Linked DNA regions of Homo sapiens: region 2 is linked to region 1. A link is an interaction called in ENCODE POLR2A ChIA-PET data of the cell type or tissue named here. Cell type or tissue: A673. All regions are shown on one strand. Each heading gives the region's core, and the rest is flanking DNA. Links, peaks and the distances in the headings are about the cores only. Region 1 overlaps PTPRS (protein tyrosine phosphatase receptor type S). Region 2 has its middle 38 kb from the start of ZNRF4.

Evidence for each region. ChIA-PET counts read pairs that join two places held together with the same protein. Peaks named below come from ENCODE experiments on the same cell type or tissue, not always from the same donor. Only the 100,000 strongest peaks of a DNase experiment are listed, where the experiment ranks them.
Region 2: POLR2A ChIA-PET joins it to region 1 with 15 read pairs; 5 of 35 experiments call an interaction of 5 or more read pairs at or near these places.

The regions. Positions count from the first base shown.
Region 1 is chr19:5,306,338-5,311,709 of GRCh38, reverse strand. The region is part of intron 1 of PTPRS (protein tyrosine phosphatase receptor type S); the gene reads left to right. Among named protein-coding and RNA genes, the nearest start is that of PTPRS, 32 kb to the left of the region's middle. In A673, for the core only: no CTCF peak of the experiment used is centred there; DNase peaks (open chromatin) are centred at 2,529 and 2,889; H3K4me3 peaks cover 458 bases; H3K27ac peaks cover 2,174 bases.
Region 2 is chr19:5,414,835-5,420,206 of GRCh38, reverse strand. No RefSeq gene overlaps it. Among named protein-coding and RNA genes, the nearest start is that of ZNRF4, 38 kb to the left of the region's middle. In A673, for the core only: no CTCF peak of the experiment used is centred there; a DNase peak (open chromatin) is centred at 3,236; H3K4me3 peaks cover 937 bases.

The DNA.
Region 1 (5,372 bases), core at 172-5,171:
AGAGAGCATCTGCCATCTCCACCCCAGCCGCCAGCCAGGGAGCTCGGGTCTCCCCTGAACAGCTTTGATGAGACAGGAATGTTCTTTTTCTTTCCTTGGCTGCTCCCAAGATACTTATATCCCCACCCCCAGCCTCCACCCAGGGGATGGTTTCAGGTCTAAAATTTTCCTTCAGACCCCAAGGAAAGCTTCTGTGTGTTCAGAAAACAACCGTCGTGTCCTTTCTGGGCCCAGGACCCTGCTGGGGGCCTAGAGCTCCATCACTGGATACTTATTGAGCACCTCCTATATACCAGGCCCTGATCCTCACAGGGTCAGGTGTTGGGAACAGAGTGACGGAGAAGACAGAGGGAAAAACCCTTCCCTCGTGGAATGCATCAGAAGGACAATGAACAAATAGGGGCCGGGCGCAGTGGCTCAGCCTATAATCCCAGCACTTTAGGAGGCCAAGACGGGCAGATCGCCTGAGGTCAGGAGTTCGAGACCAGCCTGGCCAACATGGTGAAATCTCATCTCTACTAAAAATACAAAAGGCTGGGCACAGTGGCTCATGCCTGTAATCCCAGCACTTCGGGAGGCCGAGTCAGGTGGATCACGAGGTCAGGAGATCGAGACCATCCTGGCCAACAGGGTAAAACCCCGTCTCTACTTAAATAAAAAAAATTAGCTGGGCGTGGTGGCATGCACCTATAGTCCCAGCTACTCGGGAGGCTGAGGCAGGGGAATCGCTTGAACCAGGGAGGCAGAGGTTGCAGTGAGATCACGCCACTGCACGCCAGTCTGGAGACAAAGTGAGACTTGGTTTCATAATAATAATAATAAATAAAAATACAAAAATTAGCCGGGTGTGGTGGTACAAGCCTATAGTCCCAGCTACTCAGGAGGCTGAGGTGGGAGGATCACTTGAGCTGAGGAGTTCAAGGCTGCAGTGAGCTGAGATTGCGTCACTGCACTCCAGCCTGGGTGACAGAGTGAGACCCTGCCTCAAAAAACAAAAACAAGAAACACCCAAAAAACAAAAGCCATAAAGCCAATAGATTAAATATGTGTTAAGGATTGACTGTATGCCATGCCTTTAAGAAAAATAAAGTTGGCCAGGCGCAGTGGCTCATGCCTGCAATTTTAGCACTTTGGGAGGCCGAGGTGGGCAGATCACTTGAGGTCAGGAGTTTGAAACCAGCCTGGCCAACATGGTGAAACCCTGTCTCTACTAAAAATACAAAAATTAGCTGGGTATGGTGGTGGGCGCCTGTAATCCCAGCTACTCGGTAGGCTGAGGCAGGAGAATTGCTTGAACGGGGGAAGCGGAGGTTGTAGTGAGCCGAGATTGCGCCACTGCAGTCCAGCCTGGGTGATAGAGTAAGACTCCATCTCAAAAAAAAAAAAAAAAAGAAAAGAAAAAAGCTAGAGGAATTGGTTGGTGGCAGGGAGGGGCTGTTTTAGCTACAGAATCAAGACAGGCCTCACAGAAGAGGTGACATTTCAGTAAGACCAACAGGAATAAGAGAATGATGTTTGCTGACATCTGAGGGGAGGGTGTTCCAGGCAGAGGGCACAGCCCGTGCAAAGGCCCTGAGGCAGGACCGCACCTGGCATGTTGGAGGAACAGCGAGGAGGCCTGTGTGGCTGGAGCAGAGTGAGGAGGGGGAGGAGGGGAGGGGAGAGCAGGGAGAGGACAGAGCAGGTTGTGCAGGCCCTTGTGGGGCACCAGGAGGACTTGGGCGTTTACTCTGAGGGAGGTGGGAGCCAGGGAGGGCTATGGGCAAAGGAGGAACCAGCCCTGACCGACGTGTTCACAGGCGACCCCTGGCTGTTGCAGAAAGGACAGACTGTGGGGGATGAGTGCAGACGCTGGGGGACCAGAGCAGAGGGGACGGCACAGATCCAGGCCAGGGATGATGGGGGTGGACCAGGCAGGGGCAGAGGAGGGGTTGTATTCTAGAAGGATTTTGCAGAAGGGTTGGCTGGCTTCTCCAAGTGGTTGGCTGCAGGGTAGGGTTGAGATGAGTCAAGAACGACTCCCAGGCCTCTGTCCTGAACATCGGTAAAGACGGAGAAGATGAGCTGAGGTGGCGAAGATGGTGAGAGAGGCAGGCATGGAAACGCCCCCATTAGCAGGACGCCTGCGGAGGTTCCCAGGAAGTGGTGGGCTGGTTCTCCCTGGAGACATGGAGTTGGCAGCTCCTGACTTAGCCCATAGCGGGTTTTCAGGTGCTACAAGCAAGCCATTGGCTCTGGACAAGGCACATCCTATCCTCAGCCTCAGTTTCCCCATCTGAGATAAATAACTGGCACAACAAAACGAGTTAATATGCGTCAAGCACTTAGAGAGTGGCCTGCATAGACAGGGCCCTGGGAGGGGCTGTGGGCTACACACTTGGGGCTGGATGGGGCTAGAGGTTAGGACAGGAAGGGAGGTCTAATTTGCAGACCAGGGGGCTGAAGCCCAGAGAGGTTAAGGCACTTGCCCAAGGCCACACAGCACGTGGCACAGGCTCAACCCCACTAAGGGGCCTGCACACTCTGCTCACCACCAGAGCCAGCCAACCCCCCCTTCCTCCCTTCTCTCTCCACCCCCGGAGCTGCCAGCTCCAGTTTTTGGTGGTTTCCAGGCTCCCCTCAGTTCCCACTTGGCACTCACCTCCCACCTCCACACACTCTGAGCCCAGGGCCTAGTGCCAGGCAGGCTGTAGGGCCAGGGGGTCTTGGTGAGCATCCTCCACTTCTACACCCAGGGTTCCTTTTGCCTCCCTGCCCCGTACCCCACCCGTGCTCCTGGTAATGAAGGGAGAGGAACGGGAGGGAGCGAGCAAAATTATATACACACGAACATACAAAAATTAGTTTAGGATCCGGGCCAAGAACCACTTGCGCTTGGCCAGGCATTGTGGGTAATTCATTGCTGATTACCATAAAAGCCATAGCCTGGCTGACAGGCGGCTGCGGGGCTTTTGTTTAAGATTCTGATGAATATATAATCTCTCTCCCCGCCTGGAGCCCACAGTTCCCCTACCCCCAAGGCTGCCAGGTCCCTGCCCACCCTGCTCTCTTCCCCCACTGCTGAACGTGAGTCTGCAGGTTCCCCGAGGGGCTGGCAGCCACCTCTGCCGCATGGAGTCTGCCCCTGTGACTGCGTCGGTGAAGCTTGGCTTGGCACTCGATGCTCACCACCAGCCACAACTAGCCCAGGCCTTGCACTGTGGCTGCTGCCCTGGGCCTGATTCCCTCTCTTCCGTGTGGATGTACTGGGCTTCAGCTGTTTGCTTGGCCCCATGCTGGGACTGGGGACACTATAGTGACTGATGCAGACAATCCTTGCCCTTAAGGAGTCTGGGGGGACGATGGATGATTAGACGGGCATTTATCTATAGTTAAAGAGTTCCCATCTCCTGCCCAGGAGATGCAAATTAAAACAAGATATCATTTCTCACCCATCCATTTAGCAAAACTGTTTGAAGTGTGGTATTATCCAGGGTGGCAGCGTCGAGGGGAACCAGGCCCTCCGGGCGTGGCTGGCAGGAGAAGAAATCGGCATCTCTGTGACACCACGTCTTTTATTTTTAATATGTTGTTCTGGCCAGAGAATGCGTACACATGGGATACAATTGAGGATGCAGAGAAAAATGCATGGTGGAGAATCTCCAGATCCTCTCCCCTCTCTCTTTCCCCAGTAGCAGTCTCTTCCCAGAACAGGGTCAGTAGAGTTTTTCCATAAAGGACCACCTTGTAAATCTTTCCAGCTTTGCCGGCCGGATGATCTCTGTCTACTACTCAACCCCGCCATTGGAGCGTGAAAGCAGCCATAGACAAACACGTAAACTGGTGGGCGTGGCTATGTGCCAATAAAGCTTTATTTATAAAAACAAACGGTGGGCCGGATTTGGCCCCCGATATGGCGATGATAAAAATGGTCTCCGTCTACGCACCGTGGTACAGTCGCCCTGAGCCGAATGTGGCTATTGAGCGTTTGAAATGTGTCCAGTGCAACCGAGGAACTGAATTTTAAATTTTATTCCATTTTATTCCGTTTAAATTTAAACAGCCACATACGGCTCGTGGCTACGGTTTTGAAGAGCGCAGTTTATCTAGAAATCTTCTGTGAACATTTAGTAGGCGGCTGGATTTATATTCCCTTGTTTAACCAAATGGCAGCATCTTCTACATGCTGTTCTGTACCTTGTTTTCTTCCCCCCCACTTAAAAATATAGTATCTTAAAAGTAATTTTATAATTGTACATCTGGTATTCTCATTCCTTTTCACAGCTGTGATACTGATCTCATAACACTAAGAGATACTGATCTCATAACACTAAGATACTAATCTCTTCGATCATTATTTGACCTCTTGTACTGTTATTTTTATTTATTTATTCATTCATTCATTTATGTATTTATATTTTTGAAATGGAGTTTCGCTTTTATTGGCCAGGCTAGAGTGCAATGGCATGATCTCAGCTCACTATAGCCTCTGCCTCCTGAGTTCAAGCAATTCTCCTGCCTCAGCATCCCGAGTTGCTGGGATTACAGGTGCCGGCCACCACACCTGGCTAATTTTTTTTGTATTTTTAGTAGAGACAGAGTTTTGCCATGTTGGCCAGGCTGGTCTCGAATTCTTGACCTCAGGTGATCTTCCTGCCTCAGCCTCCCAAAGTGCTGGGATTGCAGGCGTGAGCCACTGTGCCTGGCCCCCTTGTACTGTTCTTTACTTAACCAATCTCCTATCGATAGACATTCAGGTTGCTTCAAGCCTTTTGCCGTGAGTACTTTCTCCACGTGTCATTTCACGGGAAAGTGTCTGCCGGGTAGATTTCTAGAGGTGGTGTTATCAGGCCTAAAGGGAATGTATAAACTTAACTTCGGAAGATAATAGCCAATTGTCTCCTCGGGGACTATTAGGACCTACTCATTTCCGACTGTGTAGGAGGGGAACCTGCTTGTTTAGAACAAGCTGTAACCCGACCTTCCACCCCAGCTGCCCTTCACTGGACACCAGTGAGAGACAAAAATGCTTCCCCAAGGGGACCTGGGAGATGTCAGCATGGAGATTCACCATGGCATTGGGTGAGGTTGGGAAAAAATGGAGGCAACCGAAGTGTCCACAGGGAATTGGGTGATAAACGCCCAAGGCACAGCCTTGCCACGGAAGATCCTACCACAGGCGAGAAGAGGCCTGGGCTGCGTGTGCTCAGTAGTTACAAGTCATGTGAGGAACAGCCATGATTCGAACAGAATATCATTTTCACATACAAAAAAAAAATCACCCTGGGCCAGGTGTGGTAGTTCATGCCTGTAATCCCAGCACTTTGGGAGGCCGAGGCCAGCGTATCACTTGAGGTCAGGAGCATGAGACCAGCCTGGCCAACATGGTGAAA
Region 2 (5,372 bases), core at 208-5,207, 110 kb before region 1:
ACACCACCATGCCCAGCTAATTTTTGTATTTTTAAGTAGAGGCGGGGTTTCACCATGTTGGTCAGGCTGGTCTTGAACTCCTGACCTCAGGTGATCCACCCACCTTGGCCTCCCAAAGTGCTGAGATTACAGGTGTGAGCCACCACGCCCGACCTCCTTGCCTCTTTTTATGGCCAAACTCCTGGAGATTGAGTTGTCTACACTCACTGTCTGCACTTCTGTTCTCTTTCTTTCTCCTGAGCCTTCTCCACCCATCAGCCTGGCCTCTCACACCTTCCGCCACTGAAGCTGCCCTTGTCAAAGTGTTACCCGAAGGGGTCCTGATCCAGGTCCCAAGGGAGGGTTCTTGGATCTCGCACAAGAAAGAATTCAAGGTGAATCCATAAAGTGAAAGCAAGTTTATTAAGAAAGTAAAGGAATAAAAGAATGGCTACTCCATAGTCAGAGCAGCCCTGAGGGCTGCTGGTTGCCCATTTTTATGGTTCTTTCTTGATGATATGCTAAACAAGGGGTGGATTATTCATGCCTCGCCTTTTTAGACCATAGAGGGTAAATTTCTGGCGTTGCCGTGGCATCTGTAAACTGTCATGGTGCTGATGGGAGTGTAGCAGTGAGGAAGACCAGAGGTCACTCTTGTCGCCATCTTGGTTTTGGTGGGTTTTAGCCGGCTTCTTTACTGCAAGCTGTTTTATCAGCAAGGTCTTTATGACCTGTACCTTGTGCCGACCTGCTATCTCGTCCTGTGACTTAGAATGCCTAACTGTCTGGGAATGCAGCCCAGTAGGTCTCAGCCTTATTTTACCCAGTCCCTATCCAAGATGGAGTTGTCCTGGTTCAAACGCCTCTGACAGAAGTCAGCGTTGACCCGCCCCATCCTATTCCTCGTCCCTCTGGACGGCGTCTGACCGGCTGGTGCCCCGCCCCTCCTGGAAACACTGGCCTTTCCTTCTACCTCTCTGGGTCCCTCTTCTGTCCCTCTCTCTGTCCATTGCTGGTCAAGGGCTGGGTTCTCAGGCCTCTTTGCTCCTCTATCCACACCCTTCCAGGTCGGCCTCATTAACTCTCGGGGCTCTAAACCCATCTACACCCACTGATACCCACAGTCCTGTCTCCAGTCTGGGCCTCCGCCAGCTCCAAACTTGGCCTTGATGGGCATTTCACACTCAACACAGCCATGTCGGGCTGCACCGGACCCCCTAAACTGCTCTTCTTGCATCTCCCCATCTCAGCTGAGGTCAGCCCTTGTAGCTGCTCAGAGGGAATCTTGGGGTCTCCCTGCCTCCTCTTCCTCCCACCCACATCCTCAGCAAACCTCAGCACTCTACCTTGGAGAGCTCCATGAAGCCCTCTCCTCTCCCTCTGATTCCACACGGAATGCTCTTTTCACCCTCCCTGCCTTTGCCCCTTGCACTCTCCACGCCTGTGCTTATTCGCCCCTTTGTGTGCCAGGCAAGAGCCAGCCTCAGGGTCCTTGCCCTGGCTGTCCCCTATGCTTGAAACTACCGGCAGATAAGCCTGTTTTGCTTCCTGTATCCCCAGCACATAAAACAGCACCCAGCACACAGTAGGTGCTCAATAAACACCTCGGTGCTTATGGAAGGCATAATTCATTAAACCTGCATTCATTTGGTGCATGCCAGAATATATATGCATAGAAAAAAAAATCTCTGGAAGGATATATCCCACCCACACACCCACCCACCCCCGCAGAACTGGGGGTGGTTTTTGCTGAGATAACAGATCTCAACATTTTTAAATATTTGCCACAAAGAATGTAACTTCATCAGGCATGAAAAAAACAAACAAAAAACTCAGTGCCGTTTCAGTGCAGTGACCCACCAGCTGTGTGACCCCAGGCAAATGGCATTCCTTCTCTGAGCCTCAATTTCCTCATCTCAGAAAGCAGGGATTATCCTAGCACTATCCCCAGCAAAGCCCTCCAGAGCTGTACCTCCAAGTCTCAAGGAAAGAGTTAAATCCCGGTCTGAGGCGGTGATATTTGCAATGCATGAGGTTTAAACATTTTCAATAAAGAAAAACAAACCCAGGCCGACGCGCTTTCTGATTTATAGTAATTGCAAACCAGCAGCCGTTAATATAATTGTCCGGTGGAGGGGGGTGGCGGGGGGCTTCACGCGGGGCCCAATCAGCCCAGGGTGGGATGCGGCCCCAGTCAGGTTAAGCAAACGCATTACTTTAATAACCTGGGGAGGCAGCTGGAGCCATTAGCAAGAAGGGAGAATAAATATTATCCCAAGAAGCTCCAGAATCCGCAGTTTTATCACCGAGAATTGTCCCCCGTGCTATTTACTTTCAATTTAGATTTTCGGGAAAGTGGTTCTTGGCACATTTTATATATGAAGGAGAATGACTGGAATTGAAATATGACCTGATTTTGCCGTCTGAGAGAAAAAAGAGCCACAGTTTTTTGGGGTCGAGTGAGCTCTCGGCGCTGTCCCACTGAGTCACTCTTAAGATCAAAGCACTGGGACACAGAGGCTCACACACGTTGTGCAGGCGCTGGGGTTTGACCTGAGTCTGCTCCAGAGGCGCAGGGAATATGGGGACAAACGTCCAGGGAGGTGGCCTCATTTGATGACAGCGGACTTTAGAGATCTTCTGGTCTCGTTAGTTTGCCGGTGGGGGGAGACTGAGGCTGAGAGCGAGGCTGTCATGGGCTACTTGAGTCTACTCACCTGATTCTTCTTGCCAACTGTATCTTCTCTCACTCAAGAACCCTCATTGGCTCCCTAGGGTCCCCCGAATCAAACCCGCTTCTGCTATTTTTTACATTCAGAATGGAATTCAAAACGGATCACAGGGGCCAGGCACGGTGGCTCAGGCCTGTAATCCCAGCACTTCGGGAGGCCGAGGTGGGTGAATCACTTGAGGTCAGGAATTCAAGACCAGCCTGGCCAGCATGGTGAAAACCCATCTCTACTAAAAGTACAAAAATTAGCCAGGCGTGGTGATGCATGCCTGTAATCCCAGCTACTCAGGAGGCTGAGGCAGGAAAATCGCTTGAACCCGGGAGGCGGAGGTTGCAGTGAGCTGAGATCACACCACCGCACTCCAGCCTGGGAGACAGAGCGAGACTCGGTCTCAAAAAAAAAAAAAAAAAAAAAAAAAAAAAGGGATCACACAGGTCTACATGTAAAATGTAGAAGAAAACATGAGAAAAAAATCTTCAATAGGGTCTCCTCTCTTGGCTTTGGAGCCTCCCCTCCTGCTGTGTCTCTATAGGGAGCTGCTTCCTTCTTTCCTCTTCCTTCTTGCCTATTGAACTCTCTGCTCCTTAAAACAAAACAAAATAAAATCTTTAAGACATGAGGTTAAGCAAAGAGTTCTTAGGGATGACACCCAAGAATGAGCCATAAAGGAAGAAACTGATGAATTGGACTTCATCCAAATTAATGATTTCTGCTCTATGCAAAAGACTATACCGTTAGAGAGGGTGAAAAGACAAGCTATGGTTTGGAAGAGTCTACTTGCAAATCACATAGCCAACACAGAATTTGTATCTAGAATATATAAAGAGGTCTAGGCTGGGCACAGTGGCTCACGCCTGTAATCCCAGCACTTTGGGAGCCTGAGGCAGGCGGATCACTTAAGGTCAGGAGAATTGCTTGAACCTGGGAGGCAGAGGTTGCAGTGAGCTGAGATAGCACCACTGCACTCCAGTCTGGGCAACAGAGCGAGACTCCATCTCCAGAAAAAAAAAACAAAAACCAACAAACAACCCAATTAAAATATGGACATAGACGGAAACTGACATTTCACTGAAGAGGAGATACAGATGGCAAATGGGTACATGAAAGAATGTTCAAAGTTATTAGCCACCAGGGACCTGCAAATCCAAACCACAATGAGGTATCACTACATACCCATCAAAATGGCTAAATTAAAAAAAAAAAAGTTGATCACATCAAATGCTGGCAAGGATGAAGACCAAATAGATCACTCAGTCCTATGTTGCTGGCAGAGATGTGAAATGGTATAGCCACTGTGGAAAAAGAGTGTGGCAGGATTTCGTTTTGTTCTGTTTGCTGTACTGTGTTTTGTTTTGTTGTACAAAACAAACCATGCACTTACCATATGACCCTGGAATTACATTCTTGGGCATTTATATCCCAGGGAAATGAAAACTTATGTTCATATAAAAACCCAGAAGTGGGGCCAGGAGCAGTGGCTCACGCCTGTAATCCCAGCACTTTGGGAAGCCGAGGCGGACAGATCACTTGAGGTCAGGAGTTCGAGACCAGCCTGGCCAACATGATGAAACCCCGTCTCTACTAAAAATACAAAAATTAGCTGGGCGTGGTGGCGGGCACCTGTAGTCCTAGCTACTCCAGACTCTGAGGCAGAGGATTGCTTGAACCTGGGAGGCGGAGGTTGCAGTGAGCTGAGATCACATCACTGCACTCCAGCCTGGGTGACAGAGGGAGACTCTGTCTCAAAAAACAAAAAACAAACAAAAAAACCCAGAAGTGAATGTTCAGAGCAGCTTCCTTCTAAAATGGCCAAATGCTGGAAGCAACCTAAATGGCCCTCAACAGGTGAACGGTTAAACAAATTGTGCTCCATCCAGACCGTGGAATTCTACTTAGCAATGAACAGGAAGGAACTATTGAGAAACGCAGCAACTTAGGTTGGCTCTCACGGGAGCTGTGCTGAAATGACAAGAGCCAGTCTTCAAAGGTTATAGAGGAGTGGAGTGGTGAGGTCCAACGGATGGTTCATAGGTCCAAAAAAGAAAAAAAGGATGAATGAGTAAGAGACCTAGTAAGATAGCACAACGCGGGGACTATAGTCAATAATATATGTATTTTTTTGAGACAGGATCTCACTCTGTTGTCCAGGCTGGAATGCAGTGGCGTGATCTCCATTCATTGCAACCTCTGTCTCCCAGGCTCAAGTGATCCTTCCACCTCAGCCTCCCGAGTAGCTGAGACTACAGGCATGCACCACCAAACCTGGCTAATTTTTGTAGTTATTTTGGTAGAGAAGGGGTTTTGCCATGTCATCCAGGCTGGTCTTGAACTCCTGGGCTCAAGTGATCCTCCCACCTCAGCTTCCCAAAGTGTTGGGATTACACGCTTGAGCCACCGTGCCCAGCCAGTCAATAATAACTTAATTGTACATTTTAAAATGACAAAAAGAGGCCAGGCGGGGTGGCTCCCACCTGTAATCCCAGCACTTTGGGACGCAGAGGTGGGAGGATCGCTTGAGCCCAGGAGCTCAAGAGCAGCATGGATGACATGGCGAAACCCTGTCTCTTCTAAAAATACAAAAATAAGCTGGACGTGGTGGCAGGTGCCTGTAATCCCAGCTACTTGGGAGGCTGAGGCAGGAGAATTGTGTGAAGCTGGAAG